2 separate regions of the Homo sapiens genome follow, and region 1 is linked to region 2. The links are chromatin contacts, found by Hi-C or POLR2A ChIA-PET in ENCODE. All regions are on one chromosome and are shown on one strand. Each heading gives the region's core, a stretch centred on a gene start or an enhancer-like site at or near the end of the contact. The rest is flanking DNA. Distances are from core to core; before and after follow the strand shown.

The links. Hi-C counts contacts between places; a loop is a spot of excess contacts on that map. ChIA-PET counts read pairs that join two places held with the same protein, here RNA polymerase II (POLR2A). Pooled maps may share reads with other maps.
Region 1: a pooled map shows a loop between it and region 2 (15-fold over the local background). The contact joins the promoter of FPASL here to the enhancer-like site in region 2. A Hi-C loop is called at or near these places in 1 of 168 maps with a recorded cell type or tissue (sigmoid colon), 1 of 37 single-sample maps with no recorded cell type and 4 of 50 pooled maps. POLR2A ChIA-PET finds 5 or more read pairs at or near these places in 7 of 52 experiments (AG04450, GM10248, GM12878 and 4 more).

What each region holds. Positions count from the first base shown.
Region 1 is chr7:76,316,207-76,321,229 of GRCh38, reverse strand. It overlaps FPASL (fibroblast proliferation associated lncRNA), which reads right to left and starts at 2,983. Exons shown (of 2, transcript NR_186616.1): 1 at 783-2,983. RefSeq lists enhancers at 2,120-3,116, 3,465-3,644, 3,117-4,113 and a silencer at 2,945-3,184.
Region 2 is chr7:76,085,296-76,090,029 of GRCh38, reverse strand. It overlaps the pseudogene RNU6-863P. Among named protein-coding and RNA genes, the nearest start is that of MDH2, 40 kb to the right of the region's middle. Within about 2 kb of position 2,514, at least 5 of the 41 ENCODE cell types and tissues checked have a DNase peak (open chromatin) inside an H3K27ac peak, as active enhancers do.

The DNA.
Region 1 (5,023 bases), core at 1,734-4,233, 230 kb before region 2:
AGGGTCTCAGTTGCCCTGGTTGGAGTGCTTTGGACAATCAGAGCTCACTGCAGCCTCCAACTCATGGACTCAAACAGTCCTCCCAACTCAGTCTCCCGAGTAGCTGGGACCACAGGGCTGCACTACCACTTCCGGCTAATTTTTTTCTTTTTTTTTTTTCAACATGGCCTTCCAATAAATCTATTTTTATTTTTTGTAAAGATGGGTATGTTGTCTAGGCTGTTCCTGAATTTCTGGCCTCAAGTGATCCTCTCACCTTGGCCTCCCAAAGTGTTAGAATTAATGGGCATGAGCCACCACGCCTGGGCCTGATAATGGCTTGAGACCAGGCTACTTGACAGTCTCAAGGCCCCACGTTCTGGGTTTGTCCAGTTGTCTGTGCCTATGTCATTTAGCTTGTTTCCTGCCCTTGTTGGGGTACTTTTTTTGTCTTAAGAACTTTGCTTTCTCCTCCATTTAACCTTCTCACTGGTTCACTCTGTGTTTTTTTTTTTTTGTTTTTTTTTTGAGATGGAGTCTCGCTGTGTCACCCAGGCTGGAGTGCAGTGGTGCGATCTTGGCTCTCGGCAAGCTCCGCCTCCTGGGTTCACACCATTCTCCTGCCTCAGCCTCCCAAGTAGCTGGGACTACAGGCACCCACCACCACGCTCGGCTAATTTTTTGTATTTTTAGTAGAGACGGGATTGCACCATGTTAGCCAGGATGGTCTCGATCTCCTGACCTTGTGATCCACCCACCTCGGCCTCCCAAAGTGCTGGGATTACAGGCGTGAGCCACCACGCCCGGCTACTCTGTGCTCTTAAGCAACTACCAGCAGCAGAGCCTGTTACCTAAGCGGACAAGGCCAAAGCCACTGCTCTGAAAGGCCAGAGGGATTGGCCACTACCCATGGGGACCATCTTGTTTTCTGACTGGAGTCTTCTGGGCTCGGGGATTTGCCTCCTCAATCCTCTCCTGCCTCCCCTGGATGGGAAAAGTACAGTATTAGGTGGTTTAATAAGCACTGGCTTTGACTCACATCCTCACTTGGCCCACTGGGTCCTGGTGGTCTGCAGCTGTTCTGCCCCTATGCCTGGGGGAGGTGGGGAGACAGCACAGCCCACCTTATTCACTAGAGTTAACTCAGGAACCAGAAGCATGCCTGAGACACTTCTTTCATACTGGATCTACACTAGGGGAATCACAATCTTGGTGTTAAATTAGTTCTTCCCACTGTGGTCGGCAAATTACCCTACCACTCATTGGCTTGTAGGAGCTGAGAAGATAAATGAAAGCCTTTTTTTTTTTTGAGACGGAGTCTCGCACTATTGCCCGGGGTTGGAGTGCAATGGCGTGATACCAGCTCACTGCAACCTCCGCCTCCTGGGTTCACGTTGATTCTCCTGCCTCAGCCTCCCGAGTAGCTGGGATTACAGGCATCCACCACCATGCCTGGCTAATTTTTTTGTATTTTTAGTAGAAACAGGGTTTCACTATGTTGGCCAGGCTGGTCTTGAACTCCTGACCTCGTGATCCGCCCGCCTTGGCCTCCCAAAGTGCTGGGATTACCAGGCATAAGCCACCGTGCCTGGCCACAAGAAAGCCTCTTTTTACTCACTTAACCTGAAGCCAGATTTTAGAGATGAGGTTTCATTGGTTGTCAGTTTTTTTGTTTTGTTTTGAGACAGGATCTCGCTCTGTTGACCAGGCTGGAGTGCAGTGGTGCAGTCATAGCTCACTGCAGCCTCCACCTGCTGGACTCAAAGCAATCCTGTTTCAGCGTCCCAAGTAGCTGGGCTATCTGGCCTGGCTAATTTTTAAATTCTTTTTGTAGAGACTGGGTTTTACTATACTATGTTGCCCAGGCTGGTCTTGAACGCCTGGGCTTAAGCGATCCTCCTGCCTCGGTCTCCCAAAGTGTTGGGATTACAGGTGTGAGCCACCATGCCCAGCTGGGTTATGTTCTTTAAAGCCAGATAGCAAACTCACTTTTTATTCCATTAGGTTTATCAAAGCAGACTGCCTTCCAAGAGACGGTATTTTTTAGTGTTAAGTTGACAAGGGGTTTTGCCTGCTAAGTTTGCCGAGTAAATCCTCGGACAAGGATTGTGGGTAGTGGGCAGACCAAGAGTGAGAAATATTCTCTTGCCCTAAATCAGGAGACTACATTAGAAACAGACAAGATAGACTCAGGAAATAAAGGCTAAAAGGTATGAAGGACAAGGCAGCTTGTAGCTGACTGCAAGCATTGTGGGGTGAGTCTTTTTTTCATGTAATCTCCCTAAATACCGTCCAAGTCTCCAAGGTCAAACAGATGCCACCTCCCGCTGCTGGGGCGGGGCCACATTGAGTAATAATCATTGCTCCCCGTGGTATGTTAGCACTTCGATTTCTTTCGCCTAGTGGCGACAGAGCCAAAATGAAACTGAGTAAGTACAAAACAGCAAAATAGCATTGGCCGCATCCCTCAGGGCCTCACGCACGCACCAGCCACAGCTGGTCTGGCCGCCCTGCCCCATTCCTTGAGCCACAAAATGCTGCAGTGATGCTGGTTTGCAAAGCCCCAGAGCTAGGTCGGGGGATTCAGCATCCCTCCCGGCCCAGGTCTGGGCCCCCTCCCTACCCCAACCTGGGGGCTCTTGCAGTAGGTCCCCTGCCGACCCTTCCCGGCTCTGAAGCTGGCTTTCCCGGGGATCGCCTCTTCCAGACCCCGGACTCCAACAGCGTCCTCGAGCCCAGCCACCCCCGCCTCCAACCCACCTGGGAGCTCCATCCTCGGCCCTATCTCTGAGCACCTCCCCTCCCCAAACGCCCAGACCCCCGGCCAAGGAAGCCTTTTGCTGCCTGCCGTCTCCCCGAGGGGCCTCCTTTGCATTGGCGAGCCGTTCGTCCCTGGCCCCGGCGTGCACTGGCGCGCCTCTGTCCCCCGGGTTCCTCGACGTAAGACAGGTTTCTAGGACGGTGCAGAGGCCAGGGCGCCCGGACTACGCGGAAGCCCGGATGTGGGCCGGGCGGGACCACGGCTGTGTATGTAGCCCCGCCCCGGGGGCGGCCGCCTTCCCCTCGGGCATGGCAAGAGCCAATCACAGGCCAGCGTGTCCCCGCTCCGCCAATGGTCGGACTGTTGCTAGGGCCTGGGTCCCTGCCCCGAAATCGGCCCGCTTAGCGGCCCCGGGGCTTCATTTGTTGCAGATCCCGCCCTCCAGCCACTGGGGAGCTTTTATCTCCCAACTTCACCCGCTTCTCTCTCCTCCGTCTTCCGCCTCCACCTTTGTTACGTGCTTGGGAGGATGGAGCCTTGGGCTCGTGGTGGGCCCTTGGTCCCACGCCTGCCCTTCAGTTTCTCCATCTGAATAATGACGTGATCTCTCGTGTCCCGGCCCGTACTGGTTGGCTATCCTTTCTTACCTACACATCTCTGCTTCTGAAAACAGCCCTGGGAGGTCTGCGTTGTTCCCAGATTGCAGAAGAGGAAACTCCTGGCCCCCGATGCACACAACAGCTGGGCGGTTTCTGGTGGCTACCTGGGTCTGACGGGTTCCATCACTTTACACGCGGGAGCCATGGTGCAACAGTGAGGGAGGGGGCAGATCTGGTGTCCTGGCGACACTGAGGCCAGGTCCTGCCTCTCTTTGGTATCCCAGGCCCTCCACAGCTAGGTCCCAACCTGCCTGTCCAACCTCCGCTGCCCTCATGCCCCAGGTGTTACAGCCCCATCAGCCTCCTGTGCGCCCTTCAAGGTCCTCTGCTCCAATACCCTTCCCTCCCACGGTCCTGATGATGATAACTGAATCGAACAGTGGCTGCCAGCCAGGGCCAGGGCCCTCCCCCATCATCAGTCCTGAAAGATGTCAGAAATGGAATAAAGACACCCAGTCTCCCCGCTTCCCATCTCCTGACATAGAGTTGTATAATCCCAGGCCGAGAGGGAGTTGAGTTGCCCAAGTCACTATCAAGGCTGGATTTAGGAATTAAAAATCAGCTCCAGTGAGGTTGCTGACTGTTTAGAAAGGTGGGATTTCTGTCGCTCAGCAATGTCTATTTTCTTTTTCTTTCTTTTTTAGAGACAAGGTGTCACTCTGTTGCCCAGGCTGTACTGGAGTGCAGTGGTGCAATCATAGCTCACTGGAGCCTCCAAATCCTGGGCTCTGAGTAGCTGAGACTATAGGTGTGCACCACCATACCCAGCTGATTTCTAAATTTTTTTTGTAGAAACAGTCTCACTGTGGTGCCCAGACTGGTCTCGAGTACCTGACCTCAAGCCTCAGCCTCCCAAAGTGTTGGGATTACAGGTGAAAACCACTGTGCCCGACCCAATGTTTCATTTTCTGAATAAAGGGCTGTTGGGGGACAAAAGCTTAAGAGCTCAGGATTTGGATTCTCATCCCACCATGTCCTAATTAGGTGACATAACCTCTCAAGGTATTTAGCCTTTTAGAGGATCAGTTTCTACATCTGTAAAACGAGAATAATACAACCTACCTCAAAAATGTCTAGCAGTGACTGAGTGCTTACTATCGGCTCTCAGCAGCCTTCTAAAGACTTCACAGTGGCTGGGTGCAGAGGCTCAAGCCTGTAATCCCAGCACTTTGGGAGGCTGAGGCAGGAGGATCGCTGGAGACTGGGAGTTCCAGACCAGCCTGGGCAACATAGCGAGATCCTATCTCTACCAAAATTACAAAATTAGCCAGGCATATTGACAAATGCTTGTGGTCCCGGCTACTTGGGAGGCTGAGGTAGGAGGGTAGCTGGAGTCCAAGAATTCGAGGCTGTAGTGAGCTGTAATGGTGCCATGGCACTCCAGCCTGGGCAACTGAGCAAGATCCTGTCTCAAAAAAAAAAAAAAAAAAGCCAGGCATGGTGTCTCATGCCTGTAATCCCAGCACTTTGGGAGGCCGAGATGGGTGGATCACCTGAGGTCGGGAGTTAGAGACCATCCTGACCAACATAAAGAAACCCCATCTCGGCCCGGCGCGGTGGCTCACGCCTGTAATCCCAGCACTTTGGGAGGCCGAGGCGGGTGGATCATGAGGTCAGGAGATCG
Region 2 (4,734 bases), core at 1,265-3,764:
CATTGGCTGCTGGCGACTGAACTGGGCTTCCTGTTTCTGTGTTTGGTTTGACCATCACAGTGTTGAAGAACTATTGAAGTGAATACCTTGCAGTTTGCTACAGTTCCCCCTGGTCTCCCACATTACTCTGGCCTCATTCCCTCCTGTAGGTTGCCTGACCTGCTGAGACCTGTGTTTGCTATCCCTGCAGATGGGTGGGTAGGAGGTGATTTAAGGAGGAAGATTTAATATATGAGTTATAGAAAGATAAATAGACTGGGCACAGTGGCTAAAGCCTATAATCCTAGCACTTTCGGAGGCGAAGGCGGGAGGATTAGTTTGACCCAGGAGTTCAAGACCAGTCTGGGCCACATAGTGAGACCCCGTCTCTACAAAAAATTAAAAAATTAGCCAGGCATGGTGGCATTCACCTGTAATCCCAGCTACTCAGGAGGCTGAAGTGGGAGGATAGCTTGACCCCAGGAGTTGAAAGCTGCAGTAAGCAGTGATCTTGCCACTGCACTCCAGTCTGAGTGACAGAGTGAGACCCTATCTCAGAAAAAAAAAAGCAAGAGAGAGGTAAATAGATCTAGCATTGGTGGGAGTGTGCTTTTGAGTGCTCTTTAGGAGAAATTTTTATTTTAATATTTTTTTCTTCTTTAAATTTTTTATATTCCAGCAGGCTGGGTCCATTCTCTCCCCTTTAATTTCTCAAACACAAAGCGCCCTGCCAGAATCTCAAGTTGGATCTGCAGTAGATCACCATTAACATAGCAGCCTGATATGTTGTAAGTCCTTATGCCAGGAACTGTGCAGGATACAAAATGTAAGAGAAGGCTGGAATAGAGCATCTCTGGGGGAAACGAGAGCCAGAGATACAGCGGTGTCCCATGGAGACAGCCAGCTGGTGTTCGGTAGTGCTTTGTGGAAAGGCTGTACTTTGGTAAGGTCTCCACATCTGCAATGTGGCCTTCAATATTATAGGTCCCCAAACTCCAGGTTTTTACATTCCCTGCATAGGTCAGGGTTGTAGGGAGTGATTCACCCTAGCAGAACTCCCTGGTTTTTAAGGCAGGTGTTCCATTTATTAATTGACAAAGGATGCAAATTTCTCCTTTGGTAACCTGATGAGTTAGGTCTTTTCCCCAGGGACTCCCTTTCCACCTGAAGTTTCTTGGAAAACTAAGCAGAGGATGAGGGAAAGGCTGTGAACAAGCTTGCTGGTCCATCCCGGTCCTAAAAAAGAGCATACGTCTTCTGTAACCAGAAGACCTTTTTCACTAGTCAAGGCTGGGCAGACTGAGATGAGGTGTGTGTGTGTGTGTGTGTGTGTGTGTGTGAAGGCTGGGCAGACTGAGATGAGTGTGTGTGTGTGTGTGAAGGCTGGGCAGACTGAGATGAGGGGTGTGTGTGTGTGTGTGTGTGTGTGTGTATGTTTTCTCACTCTGTCACCCAGGCTGGAGTGCAGTGGGATCAGAGCTCACTGCAGCTTCTACTTCTGCAGCTTCCACTTTGATCCTCCCACTTCAGCCTCCAAAGTAGCTGGGACTATAGGAATGTGCCCCCGCACCCAGCTCATTTTCTAATTTTTTGTAGAGATGAGGTTTCACTGTGTTACCCAGGCTGGTCTTGAACTTTTGGCCTCATGGGATATCCTCCTGCCTTAGTCTCCCAATGGGCTGGGATTATAGGTGTGAGCCACCTCACCTGACCTGTGATGAGTTTTCAACAATGTGATTCCTCTTTTACAGAACCACCTAAGCTAAATATTCTTTTGAGAACAAGGGCTAGCCTGTAGTTTCATTGCCTTTTTTCCATTTGTGGTTTTTGCCAGGTGGAATTTAAATGACCTCTTATCAAGATGGATAAACCCAAGTTTCCCAGTGCTGGAATATAGAAAATGGATGGACAAGTAAGTCCCACTCAGCACCCATAGCCCAGACATGGGGACCTCAACACACCTGGGCCCCAGACATCACCTTTCATTGTGAGTAGCTCAGAGATGACACTTTTGGTTGTTAAGTGCCCACTGGCAGTAGTTTCTGTAATAGCAAGTGAAGGAATAAATAGTCACCAAAACATTTTCTGTTCCCAATTCCAACATTTAATTGGATGAGATAATTATTTTATGAAGAATTTTCATATGGCACAGTCATGGCCATATCTTCAAGTCAACAGAAAAATTCTATTAAACAGTCAACCTTCTGTCTCACTCTGTTGCCCAGACTGGAGTGCAGTGGTGCAATTATGGCTCACTGCAGCCACAACTTCCTGGGCTCAAGCAATCCTCCCACCTCAGCCTCCCAAAGTGCTGGAATTATAAGCAGACAGCCACCATGCCTGAAAGCTCGACAGTTTACATCAAGTGTAATAAGAATGCTCACGCCCTGTGACTCACAGTAATCTCACTTCTGGAAATACCATCTTTGGATATAATTCAACCTAAACAAAAGGTCATATGCACACAGTGAAAATCCGGATGTAATTTTTTTCTCTTTTTAAAAAAAATATGGAATGATTCAGAAACTTGCATGTCGTTCTTGCACAGAGGCCATGCCAATCTCCCTATTGTTCCAACTGTAGTATACGTGCTACTGAAGCAAGCATGAGTAATTTAAGATAAAGTGGTTAAGTGGAATAAGGAAGAGTTATGGGGAATTTAAAAATTTATGGTATTTATAGGCACCTAGTAACAGCTCAGTAAATATTAGCTGCTACTTTTATTATTTTTATGGTAATTCCACTCAATTAAAAACTGTCATTAAAAATTACCATTGTCATGGAACATAATGTATCCTACAGTATAATTGTAAAAACAGATACAATTTGTCTCTTGGTATATTGGGGGGATTAGTTCCAGCTCCCCCATTTCTGTGTACACCAAAATCCACCCATACTCACTGCAGCCTAGACTTTTCAGGCGCAAGGGATCTTCCCACCCCAGACTCCAAAGTAGCTGGAACTATAGGTGTGCACCACCACCACACCTGGCTAATTTTTTTTCTTTTTTTGGTAGACACAGGGTCTCACTATGTTGCCCAGACTGGTCTCCAACTCCTGTCCTCAAGCGATCCTCCTGCCTAGGCTTCCCAAATTGCTGGGATTACAGGCATGAGCCACCATGCCTGGCCTCTGCTAGTTCTGTATTCTCTAGAGTTGTCTTTCATTTGTGCTAGTGTGTCACTCATTACGCCAATCCTCTGTTATAATTAATACTTTTTATATTAAATTTACATATATATATATATTTTTTTACTTTTTTTTTGTTTTTTATTGGTACTGGGTCTCACTCGATCACCTAGGCTAAAGTGCAGTGGCACGATCTCTGCTCATGGCTACCTCCACTTCCCAGGCTCAAGCAATTCTCCTTCCTCAGCCTCCTGAGTAGCTGGGATTACAGATATGTGCCACCACGCCTGGCTAATTTTTGTGTTTTTTGTAGAGACGGTGTTTCGCCACGTTTCCCAGGCTGGTCTCAAACTCCTGAGCTCAAAGCGATCACCCGCCTTGGCCTCCCAAAGTGCTGGGATTACAGGTGTGAGCCACTATGCCCATTTTAGTTTAAACTTCTGAGTGGTTTATATCTCCTGATTGGACTCCTAGAAATACAGAATTGATGCTGGGAAGGGTACCAGGAGATGGACCCACACAGATGGGATTTAGGCATAGGTTTGGTTATCCAAGGAGCAGAGCTGAGCTATTTGCCAGTGGGACATGGGATGCTGATGATTTCTAGGAAGTGACCTCACAATGACTCAAGCTACCACTTAATGTTGATTGTGATGAAATGCCAGCCGAGGCATATGCCATTCAAGCTAAGGGTGCTACACTTGACCACTGCGGCAGTATAGATGAGTCTGAAGAATGGTATGGGATGGATACTTACGAATGCACTCGAGCAGGGGTCTCCATCCACAGGGCCACAGAGCCAGAGGTGAGCAGCAGGTGAGTGAGGGGAAACTTCATCTGTATTTATAGCCCCTCCCCATTGCTCACATGACCACCTGAGCGCCATGTCTTGTCAGATCAGCGGCAGCATTAGATTCTCATAGGAGCATGAACCCTGTTGTGAAGTGTGCAGGTAAGGGATCTAGGTTGCGTGCTCCTTATGAGAATCTAATGCCTGTTTCTCCCTTCGCCCCAGATGGACAGTCTAGTTGCAGGAAAATAAGTTCAGAGATCCCACTGATTGTACATTATCATGAGTTGTAGAATTATTTCATTGTATATTACAATGCAATAATAATAGAAATAAAGTGCACAATATATGTAATGCACTTGAATCATCCTGAAGTCATTCCCTCCACCACCAGTCTGTGGGAAAAATTGCCTTTCATAAATTCACTCTGTTTTTTTGCATAGAGACAGGGTCTTAATGTGTTGCCCAGGCTGATCTCAAACTGCTGGGCTCGAGTAATCCACCCCTCTCAGCCTCCCAAAGTGTTGAGATTACAGGCGTAAGCTACCACGCTCAACCAAGACTGAATTTCTTAAATAAAAATTAGGGGAGATTACTTGAGCCCAGGAGGTCGAGGCTGCAGTGAGCCCTGATTGCACCACTGCATTCCAGCATAGGTAACAGAATGAGACTCAGTCTCAAAAAATAAAATAAAATAAAAATTAGACTGGGCATGGTGGCTCACGCCTGTAGTCCCAGCACTTTGGGAGGCCGAGGCAGGCAGATCACGAGGTCAGGAGATTGAGACCATCCTGGCTAACACGGTGAAACCCCATCTGTACTAAAAGTACAAAAAA